Linked DNA regions of Homo sapiens: region 2 is linked to region 1. A link is an interaction called in ENCODE POLR2A ChIA-PET data of the cell type or tissue named here. Cell type or tissue: OCI-LY7. All regions are shown on one strand. Links, peaks and the distances in the headings refer to the core of each region. The heading gives the core; the rest is flanking DNA. Region 1 overlaps TBATA (thymus, brain and testes associated). Region 2 overlaps PALD1 (phosphatase domain containing paladin 1).

What was found. ChIA-PET counts read pairs that join two places held together with the same protein. Peaks named below come from ENCODE experiments on the same cell type or tissue, not always from the same donor. Only the 100,000 strongest peaks of a DNase experiment are listed, where the experiment ranks them.
Region 2: POLR2A ChIA-PET joins it to region 1 with 5 read pairs; 2 of 35 experiments call an interaction of 5 or more read pairs at or near these places.

What each region holds. Positions count from the first base shown.
Region 1 is chr10:70,765,989-70,771,357 of GRCh38, forward strand. It overlaps TBATA (thymus, brain and testes associated), which reads right to left. Exons shown (of 11, transcript NM_001318241.2): 11 at 5,250-5,369. Among named protein-coding and RNA genes, the nearest start is that of TBATA, 17 kb to the right of the region's middle. In OCI-LY7, for the core only: no CTCF peak of the experiment used is centred there; no DNase peak of the experiment used is centred there.
Region 2 is chr10:70,505,948-70,511,316 of GRCh38, forward strand. All of the region lies in intron 1 of PALD1 (phosphatase domain containing paladin 1), which reads left to right. Among named protein-coding and RNA genes, the nearest start is that of PALD1, 30 kb to the left of the region's middle. In OCI-LY7, for the core only: no CTCF peak of the experiment used is centred there; a DNase peak (open chromatin) is centred at 3,084; H3K4me3 peaks cover 913 bases; H3K27ac peaks cover 2,210 bases.

The sequences.
Region 1 (5,369 bases), core at 303-5,302:
ACATGGCACCCTGAGTCCCAGTCGCTCCAGCTCCAGCCATGACTAAGGTCCCCAAATACGTCTCAGGCTGCTGCTCCAGTGGGTGCAAGCCATAAGAAGCCTTGGTGGCTTTCATGTGGTATTGGCCCTGCAGGTGCACGGAGGGCAAGAGTTGAGGCTTGGGAGTCTCTGCCTAGATTTAAGAGGATGTATGGAAATGCCTGGATGTCCAGGCAGAAGTCTGCTGCAGGGGCAGAGCCCTCATGGATAACCTCTACTAGGGCAGTGCAGAAGGGAAATGTGGGGTTGGAGTCCCCACACAGAGTCCTTACTGGGGCACTGCCTAGTGGAGCTGTGAGAAGAGTGCGCCGTCCTCCAGACCCCAGAATGGTAGATCCACTAACAGCTTGCACCACGCTCCTGGAAAAGCTGCAGGCACTCAATGCCGGCCTGTGAAAGCAGCCAAGTGTGCTGTAACTGGCAGAGCCACAGTGGTGGACCTGCCCAATGCCTTAGAAGCCCACTTCTTGTCTCAGTGTAGCCTAAATGTGAGACATGGAGTCAAAGGAGATTATTTTGGAGCTCTAAGATTTAATGACTGCCCTTCTGGGCTTCAGACTTGCATGGGGGCCTGTAGCCTCTTTGTTTTGACCAATTTCTCCCATTTGGAATGGAAGCATTTACCCACTGCCTGTACTTCCATTGTATCTTGGAAGTAACTAACTTGCTTTTGATTTTACAGGCTCATAGGTGGAAGGGACTTGCTTAGTCTCAGGTGAGACTTTGGACTTTTGAGTTAATGCTGGAATAAGTTAAGGCTTTGAGGGACTGTTGGGAAGACATGACTGTGTTTTGAAATGTGAAAAGGACATGAGATTTGGGAGGGGCCAGGGGTGGAATGATATGGTTTGGATTTGTGTCCCCACCCAAATCTCATGTTGAATTGTATTCCTCAATGTTGGAGGAGGGACCTGGTGGGAAGTGATTGGATCATGAAGGCAGATTTCCCCCTTGCTATTCTCATGATAGTGAGTTCTCATGATCCAGTTGTTTGAAACTGTGTAGCATCTCCCCTTTCACTCTCTTTCCTGCCATGCTGTGAAGACATGCTTGCTTCCCCTTCACCCTTCTGCCATGATTGTAAGTTTCCTAAGCCATGCCTTCTGTATAGCCTCTGGAACCATGAGTCAATGAAACCTCTTTTCTTTATAAATTACCCAGTCTCGGGTAGTTCTTTATAGCAGTGTGAGAATGGATTAATACATACATTTATTTAAGCAAAAAGAGAAAGGTAAATTTAAATAAACATTAAGGAAGCGTATAGGTGGTAGATACTTCTAACAAGGCTGGGTGTAGTGGCTCACACCTGTAATCCTAGCGCTTTGGGAGGTGGAGGTGGGCAGATCACTTGAGCCCAGAAGTTCAAGACCAGCCTGGGCAACACAGGGAGACCCTGTCTCTACACAAAAATGCAAAAATTAGCCAGGCATGGTGGCATGTGCCTGTAGTCCCAGCTACTGAGGAGGCTGAGGTGGGAGAATTGCTTGAGTCCAGGAGTTTGAGACTGCAGTGAGCTGCACTCCAACCTGGGCCACAGAGTGGAACATGTCTCAAAAAAGAAAGAAAGAGAGAAAGAAAGAAAGAGAGAAAGAAAGAAAGAAAGAAAGAAAGAAAGAAAGAAAGAAAGAAAGAAAGAAAGAGAGAGAAAGAAAAAACCAGGTATACCAAAATTCATGATGGGGTGTGGGAATGGCTCAAGTTTAGAAACCAAGGGCTCTTGTCAGTCACTCAGAGCCAGGACCTGTAGTTTGGTGAATCTGGATTTCAATTCTGAAACCTCTGCTTACCAGCTATATGACCTTAGATTATTGTGGATCCTTTTCATCACATGTGACACAAAAATCAACTGCTTTTGTGCATTCATTCTCATAGCAGCATTATTCACAATAGACAAAAAGTGGAAACAACCCAAGTGTCCATTGATGGATGAATGGATAAACGTTAGGTGGTATATTCATACAAGAGACTGTCATTTGGCTAAAAAAGGAAGGAAATTGGCTGGGCATGGTGGCTCACGCCTGTAACCCCAGCACTTTGGGAGGCTGAGGTGGGCAGATCACCTGAGGTTAGGAGTTCAAGATCAGCCTGACTAACATGGTGAAACCCTGTCTCTACTAAAAATACAAAATTAGCCCGGCATGGTGGCGCATGCCTGTAATACCAGCTACTCGGGAGGCTCAGGCAGGAGAATTGCTTGAACCTGGGAGACAGAGGTGGCAGTGAGCCAAGATCACGCATTGCACTCCAGCCTGGGCAACAACAGTGAAACTCTGTCAAAAAAAAAAAAAAAAAAAAAAAAAAAGGAGGGAAATTCTAACATATACTGCAGGATGGCTGAATAGTGAGGACATTATGCTAAGTGAAATCAGCCAGTCACAGAAGGACAAATACTGTATGATTCTACTTAAGTGAGGTACCTAGAGCAGTCAATACCATAGAGACAGAGCATAAAATGGTGTTGCCAGGAACTGGGAGAGGAGAGAATGGGGAGTTATTGTTTAATGGGCATAGAGTGTTAGCTTTGCAAGATGAAAAGAATTCTGTGGACAGATGGGAGTGATGGTGGCACAGCGATGTGAATCTACTTAATGCCACTGAACTGTGTATTTTAAAATGGTTAAGGTGGTAAATTTTATGTAGAAAAATATACATAAAAATCAACTATTGGATGGGCAAGGAATTTTATTGCCTCACACATGGAGAAGGGTGGGGAAGAATCAGGAGCCTCAGGTGTGACTGTATCCAGGGCTTTGTCCCCATGGAACAATGATGGAATTCTCTGATACTCCAACCTTCCTTCCCCCGAAAAAACATTTCCAAGGACAGAATGTGATTGGCCCAGCTTGGGTTACATGCTTATCCTACCCCTAACCAGTCCTGTTGATACAGGAGGTAGAAATTATTTAGGCAGATAGTGAGGGTAAAAGAGTCCCCAGCAGAGCTTCCCTTTTAACAAAAAACAGCCCAATAATTATTTTTTTCTAACAAAGAGTAGCCTGAAAAATCGAGCTGCAAGCACAGATAAACAAGCTGGAAGCTTGTAACGGGGAATGATGGCAGCTGTGCCAATAGAAAAGGGCTACCTGGGAGCCAGGCATGTCCAACATGGAGGCTCCATCTTCCCTTTTTTTTGTTATCATGTGTACAGTAAAGGAATGGGCAACCTGGCGCAGGCCAGGCAGAGGCCTGCATAATAAAAGATTAGGGTGAGGGTGGCCAGAAATTCTCACCCTGTGCAAATGGCACACCTAGTCCTAACCAGTTTTTCGTGCCCTATGCAAAGGCACACCTGCTCCAACCAATCTTTCCCACTCTATGTAAGTCAGACACCGCCTCCTCAACCTCATCTATAAAACCACCTGCATTTCACCATGGAACCAGCAACCCATTTCTCTGGGACGACTGTCTGCAGCAGAGAGCTCTTCTCTTTCTTTCACCTATTAAAACTTCCACTCTTAACCTCACTCTTTGTGTGTCTGTGTCCTTGATTTCCTTGGCTGTGAGACAATAAACCTTAGGTATCACCCTAGACAATGAGGCTGCTTCACTATGTGAAGGGATGGGGGGCTTTGGTTGGACAGTGCTAGGTTTCACATTCCTGGATAGCCAAGAACAAGGGCTACCTCCATGGCTAAGGAGACTGAGTCCCAGGAAGGACCTAGAGCCTTCAGAGAAAAGATGAAAGGGAAAATCTGTCTCCATGCTTCAGGGAGAGAAGCAGGGGAAAGGGAGAAGAGAACTTCCAGGGCCTGGAGACAGAGAAAATTTAGGAGTGACCAGGAAGTGGCCATGGCATCCTGACCCCCATGAGAAATCACTCGGATACCCAAGAGGACAGGGAGCACCTTGGGGAGCAGGGCCTAGAGACTCTCCTGAACATGGCCGCATCATTCTTACATGCGCTGCTGCTGGGGAGACAACCCCAGTGGAAGAGGGGCGAGGGCCTTTAAAAACAAGGTGGCTTAATGTTGAACGTGAAGCTGTTTACTTAACAGCAAATCCCTATCCATCACTAATCTTGATTGAAGCCTGCTGTACAGAAAAGTTTTGTGTGAATGGAGTGTTTGGGAAAATCCAGAGGGACTGAATCTATCTGAATGAATGTAAGGTAGGGTAGTGTTGCAAGCATAGAATGGAGCCGCAATCCATGGAACTAAGTCCACTTACTTCATTAACTAAGCCAGTAAAATAGCAGCTCAGAGCCACAGGGGACAATGACCTTGTAAATCCTCAATGCCTCCTCCCATCCCAATTTTCCAGGGAATTTGCAGAAATGTCATGGAAGACATTGGACTTCCCAGAGAGTCTTCTCTAGATCTTATGATTTCAGAAATGTAACCACAGCTTTTGGCTAGGGTGGGTAAGGCAGTATAATACAGTTTTGTTTTGTTTTGTTTTGTTTTGAATTCTGAGACGGAGTCTCGCTCTGTTGCCCAAGCTAGAGTGCACTGGCATGATCTTGGCTCACTGCAACCTCTACCCCTCAGGTTGAAGTGATTCTCCTGCCTCAGCCTCCTGAGTAGCTGGGATTGCAAGCATCCACTACCATGCCTGGCTAATTTTTGTATTTTTAGTAGAGATGGTGTTTCGCCATGTTGGTCAGGCTTGTGTTGAACTCCTGATCTCAGGTGATCCGCCCACCTCAGCCTCCCAAAGTCCTGGGATTACAGGCGTGAGCCACCGCGCCCGGCCAGAATGCAGGTTTTAGGAGCAGGGATTCTGGAGCCAGACACCCAGGCTCTGCCACTTGTTAACTGTAGGACTTTGGACAAGTTGTTTCACCTGCATGTGTGTAGATATGTACTGCATATAAAGCACATAGAACAATTCACACTGTGCTCATCACCAGCTTTTACCTAAGTCGCTGCCTCTGTGCCCAGCACACACAAAAATAGAAACTCAATAATTGGCAACAGTGATCCTTCTAAGGAGGCCTACACGTTCCCCGACCTCTGCTCTACCCTACCCAGAGTCCTGTGTGTCTCAGCTCCAGGAGGGGCAGAGTCCTTTCTCAGGATGCCCCAACTGCCATCTGCCCTTCAGTTCTCTAGAACATAAAAGGACCAGGGAAGCCCCACGTGGAGGTAGCACTTGGGCTTTCCCATGGGAGTGGGGAGTAGGGATGGTTCCGTGCAGCCCATCTCTCTCTTGGCATCAGTGACCCCAACCAAGCACAGGCCTCCCACTGCTAGGAAAGCAGAACTGTCCTCTCTCAGGGAAGACGGTTTTATTTAGTAAGAGTTTTCACGGTAGGGAATCAGGTACTGCTGTGAAGGTGGTGGAGACAGAAACACCCCTGAACCCTTGGGGCTGCTCTTGAGCAAGGCAGG
Region 2 (5,369 bases), core at 77-5,076, 260 kb before region 1:
CGGGTTGAGGATGTGGTGAACCGTGATCGTGCCACTGCACTCCAGCCTGGGTGACAAAGCAAGACCCCATCTCAAAAAAAAAAAATAGTATTCTTTGGACTAGAGGCTGGGTCAGCTCCAACTCTGACGAGCTCTGTGTCATTCTTGGGCCTTACATGCACTTCCCGTTTTATCACACAGAATGTCAAATGGACATGTACCCAAAGGCTAAGATTCAGTGAAACTAATCATTTTTACTGCCTCATCATGGACCCTTACGTGACATTGGTGAATTTTGTCACCGCGAGTGCATATCTCTGGGAACACAGTGAGACCGGCCCATTTTGGGGCTGCTGCCTTGTTCTACTGAGACTCTAGCAGTTTCACCCCCTTCATGGCTTTTGAGCCACCAAATGTCATTCCAGTGAAAGGCAGTGACGTCTTAGTGCTGCGGTGAGAATCCTGTTGACCTCTGGACCCCTGGAAGGAAGGCGCTGGGCCCTGGGGTCTGTGGAGCCTGCTTTCAGAACTGTAGGATTAGATGACAGATGCACGGCTGAGCACAGTGCCTGGCACGCTCTTGGAGTCCAGTACATGTTACCTGCTGCCATTATTATCCTTTCCCCCAACTAACCTGAGTGACACTGCCTGGGGGAGTGGAGGTGGAAGCCATTGGGTTAAGAATTCAGTGTTTGTGATTTCAAATCCTGCTCAAGGTGCTAACATGTTTGGTCCTCAGGAGTGAGTGAAGGGCCCAGGGGACTTGATAGGTGCCCCATTTTACTTGCCCCTCTGAGCAGCAGGGAGGGCACGACTCATCGAGAGACCCAGGGGTCTCAATCAGGCAACTCTCCCTCATGGGTGGAATCTGCCTCTCAGAGAGGAGCCCTCTGTCTTCCTTCTGACCTGAAAGGGCTTCCCTGGCCTCTGGCCTCCATGTGTCCTCCTCCTTAGCCTTCTCACCTGGGGGTGGGGGTGGTCAAAGGTCAGCGCCTTCCACCCAGCATTTTCTTTCAGGCAGTCAACACATGGTGGCCACTTATGGACTGTATGTTGTACTGTGGGACCTGGACTAAAACCCCATCTGTGCTGTCTGGTTTATTCTCACAACACAGACACCTGCAAAGTTGATCCTTTAAAAAAATTATCTTTCTATTAAAAAAATTATCTTTCTATTAAAAAAAATTTTTTTAGGACAGGCACGGTGGCTCGTGCCTGTAATCCTAGCACTTTGGGAGGTCGAGGTAGATGGATCACCTGAGATCGGGAGTTCAAGACCAGCCTGGCCAACATGGTGAAACCCCGTCTCTACTAAAAATACAAAAAAAAAAAAAAATTAGCCGGGCATGGTGGCGGGTGCCTATAATCCCAGCTACTTGGGAGGTTGAGGCAGGAGAATCGCTTGAATACAGGAGGAGGAGGTTGCAGTGAGCCGAGGTAGTGCCATTGCACTCCAGCCTGGGCTACAAGAGCGAAACTCTGTCTCAAAAAACAAACAAACAAACAAAAAATTTTAGAGACAGGGTCTTGCTCTGTCACCCAGGCTGGAGTGCAGTGGTGCGATCACAGCTCACTGCAGCCTTGACCTGGGCTCAAGTGATCCTCCCACCTTAGCCTCCCAAGTAGCTGGGACCGAAGGTGTGCACCACCTTGCCTGGCTAATTTTTGTACTTTTAGTAGAGATGGGGTTTCGCCACGTTGCCCAGGCTGGTCTCGAACTTGTGGCCTCAAGCTATCCGCCAGCCTTGGCTTCCCAAAGTTCTGGGACCATAGGTGCATACCACCACACTGGCTAATTGTTACATTTGTATGTTTTGTGTGTGCGTGTGTGTGTGTGTGTGTGTGTGTGTGTGTGTGTGTGTGTGGTGTATGTATGTGTTCGTAGAGATGAGGTCTCACCATCTTGCCCAGGCTAGCTTTTTATTGTTTTAAAAAAATTTTCCCTGTTTTGTTTATCCAAGTGGCTCCTTTGTGCCAAGCACAGGCCAGGCCCTGAGGATGCCAGTGAAGGCCAGCACCAGGTCCTGCCTGGTGGGTCCCCAGGGAGACCCCTGTGGTGGGAAGGCACGGAGGGGAGGATAAGGAAGCCTCCTGATGCAGGGAGTGGGCTGGACAAGAAGATTGAGCCAGTCAGGAAGATGTGGAATGAGTGATTGGGGGGCTGGTGTGTGGCCCTCAAACTTCGCTGCTCCACGGAAGAAACAGCAGCATCTTTTCTGTCGCTGGAGGAAAACTGGCTGGGCCAGACCATTTGAGAGACGGCCCAGCCTTGTTGTTTATGGAATATGTCAAGGATCTTCAAAGGCAACATTTCTGCCATCAACAGACTGCAAAACACCCTGCTCCCACCCCCTGGTCCAGTAAGATGCTCCTCGGCTTTCTTATTATTTTTGTTATTGATGTTGATTATTTGCCAAGGCCTGTTGATGGTGCCCATTCTAGGGACTGTGAGGAGGTGCACTGGCTGGAGTTTAGGGCATGGGAGTTGGGGAGCAGCAGGTTGGAGAAGGGCTGGGCCAGCCCAGCGTGCTCCTGGACTGCCACATGCTGCGCCCTGAGTCCAGCTGATATGCTTAAGGTAGAATCTGCCTCCTCAGAAGCAGGGTCACTGGCCCCAGCTGGACGTGCCCAGTGATGCGCATGAGCACGAGGTGCCATAGAGAGTGAGGAGCAGGAGAACCCTGTCCCAACGCCACCACCCACTGTTCTTGTGACTGTGGGCAGGTCTCCGGCCACCCGTGGACCCCAGTTTCCTCCTTTGTAAAATGAAAGGGTCAGACTTGGGTCTCAAAGGTACTTCTGGCTCTCAACTCTAAGATACACGTGGGTGCCCAGGGTGGGTTTCGACTCTGTATGGCGTGTGTGTGTGTGTGTGTGTGTGTGTGTGTGTGTGCAGGCCTGTGGGAGCTGCGGAACCTGTGTGTGTGTGTGCAGGCCTGTGGGAGTTGCGGGACCAGGCCCAGGGCAGGTGAAGGGCTGGTCTGAGCCCCTGCCCTGGGTACAGACCTGGACGTTTCATGTGCTCTGCACCCACAGTAGGGGAACCCTGCAGCACGGCAGCTTCCTCTGTATTTGTTCTTGAGCTGAGGCAGATGTTTCCTCCAGCTGGCCACTCGGCCCTCTGCCGTCCCCCAGAGTCGGGCCCTATTTTTAGCTCCATTGTTACTCACCCTGGGCATCTGGCTGCCAGGGGCGTGTGAGAGGCCATGGCTCCGGAAGGGGTACTCTCCCCCTGGGTCCCACGTGTTCTTTGCCCCCTGCCGGTCCCTGCTCTAAGCTTCCTAGTGTCCGTTGGGAAAGCTGGGGTGGCTTCAGTGGAGGAATGAGGGAGTGGCAGGTGAAGTGCAGGAAGAGCCAGCTGCGGAAACGGAGGCTGGGCTCTGTCTTGTACTGTAGAGAACTCTCTGGCCTGTTTTTTCACCTGCTTGATGGGACAGTTGCCCTGTGCTTCTCCCTTCCTCATAAGGTTGTCCTGAAGTTCCAATGTGAAATGCACTTGGTAAAGTGGCATTTGGAATCTACAACTATTGTGGGCTGAATCCTGTTAGTAGGGCTGCCCCACAGAAGGAACATCAGACCCAGAGTGGGGAGGTGAGGCATGTACTTAGGAAACACCAGGCCACCGGGGTCAGGGCCAGGCTGGGTGGAGCACAGGCTGAGTGCTGCTTGGCTTGGAGCAGGAGGCCCATTCATTTCCACTGGATGTTGATGGATGTACTGAAGGGGGTGAGGGTGGCCTGGCGTGCCTGGTTGTGGGACCCACAAGGGTGAGGGCAGGGAAGGGCCTTAGGTCCTGGGAGGACCTTGAGGGCCTTGAGCAGCTCTGTGGGGCAGCTCTGGAACTTCTCTCTAGGAGGGCACAGGTTGGGTCTGGGGGCAGGAAGCGCTGCAGCTTCTTCTGAGCGTGCAGCCAGTACACCAGCTCTGCTCCTGGCTGTTGGACACACAGGGCTTTCAGGAAACATTGATTTTGCACAAAGAATTCAGCCGCTGAAATGTCTGAAAACCACCCATCTATCTCGTCCAGATGGAAATAAGCGTGGGCTGTGCCGAACTCTTGGAAAGTCAGGGCTGGAGGAAAACTTCTAGTGGGGCTTTTTTTTCCTGTTCAACACTACGGGGCAGCTGGGATCTGGATTTGCCTAAAATATTGGGGATGTGTGGGGCAAATTCATGGTGTTGAGATGAGGGTGCCTAAGGGGGTACTTGAGTGCTGGGCAAAGGAGTTTAGACTGGAGGCCACAGTGGTGGGTGGGATGGAGACAGATGCCCAGAATCCAGGTCATGGTTCTCCCCAGCTCCTTGAAATGATGCTTTAGGTACCTGGGAGATTGCTGGAGGTTGGAAGTGGGGCTGAAGTGTGCTTTCCCACTGTCACTCTGGGTCTAGTCCCTGGTGGCAGCCAGGAGAGTGTCAGCAGGGCAGAGCACTGGGTGAGGTCTTAGGCCACTCTGAGTTTCTGCTGACCTTGAAATGTCCAAATGCCTGACTTCCTGGAAGTGAGCACATGAGCATTCCAGATACTCTTAACCCTATTCTCCCTGGGCCCCCCTCCCTAAGGCATTTGCCCCCAACACCTGGCTGCATGGAACCTAGAGATAGACAGGAGCCAGCCTTTTTCAGAAGAAGGCATTGCCTTTCCGTGAGTTGACCAGCTCCTTCCTAATTGTTACACTCCCCTCCCTCTGCTCCTTCCTGAAAGAACCAACAGGGCAGGGTCCCTCCCATCCAGGTAACACCTTCTCGCTTCCCAGGGACTTCCTTGTCTCAGAAGGCTCCCTAGAGGGAAAAGGAGAGACTGCCCTCCAGATGCAGAGAGGCTTGTGGTCTTTCTCTGCCATTTTGGAGCAGTAGAGGCCAGGTCTCTATCTATAAGGTGGAACAAACATTTAGCGGCTTGGGACTTTCGAAATCTCTGCAGCTGACTCAGGGAAAGCTGCTTCACCATGCTGTCTCGCAGTTAGTGGATGGTGCTCTAACGGTGTGCATCTCGTGTGTGTATCCTTAGCTATCCTGCAGGCCCTGGTGGGCAGGGATTACGTTCTGTGAACCACACACTTGGATCCTGGGCTCCCAGGATCCTGGAGTCACTCCGCCCAAACGTGGAGCTGCCAGCCCACAGTGTAGCCTGGCTTTCACCAGTAGGGAAACTTGACATTCTCCTGCAAGAGGAGAAAGAAATAAATTCTCCCCTGTTCCCATGTGGCATGTGATCACTGAGGGTCAAACCTAAAAATAACAGAGTGCATTAATCAGGATTAGATTTGGCTGCAAGTAATAGGAAAAGCCAAATAACAGTGGTTTACACAACTTGGAAGTTTATTTCTTCGTCCTGTCTAAGCCCAGAGTTTTGCAGACCAGGTCTGGTATAGTAGCTCTACCCTATAGTT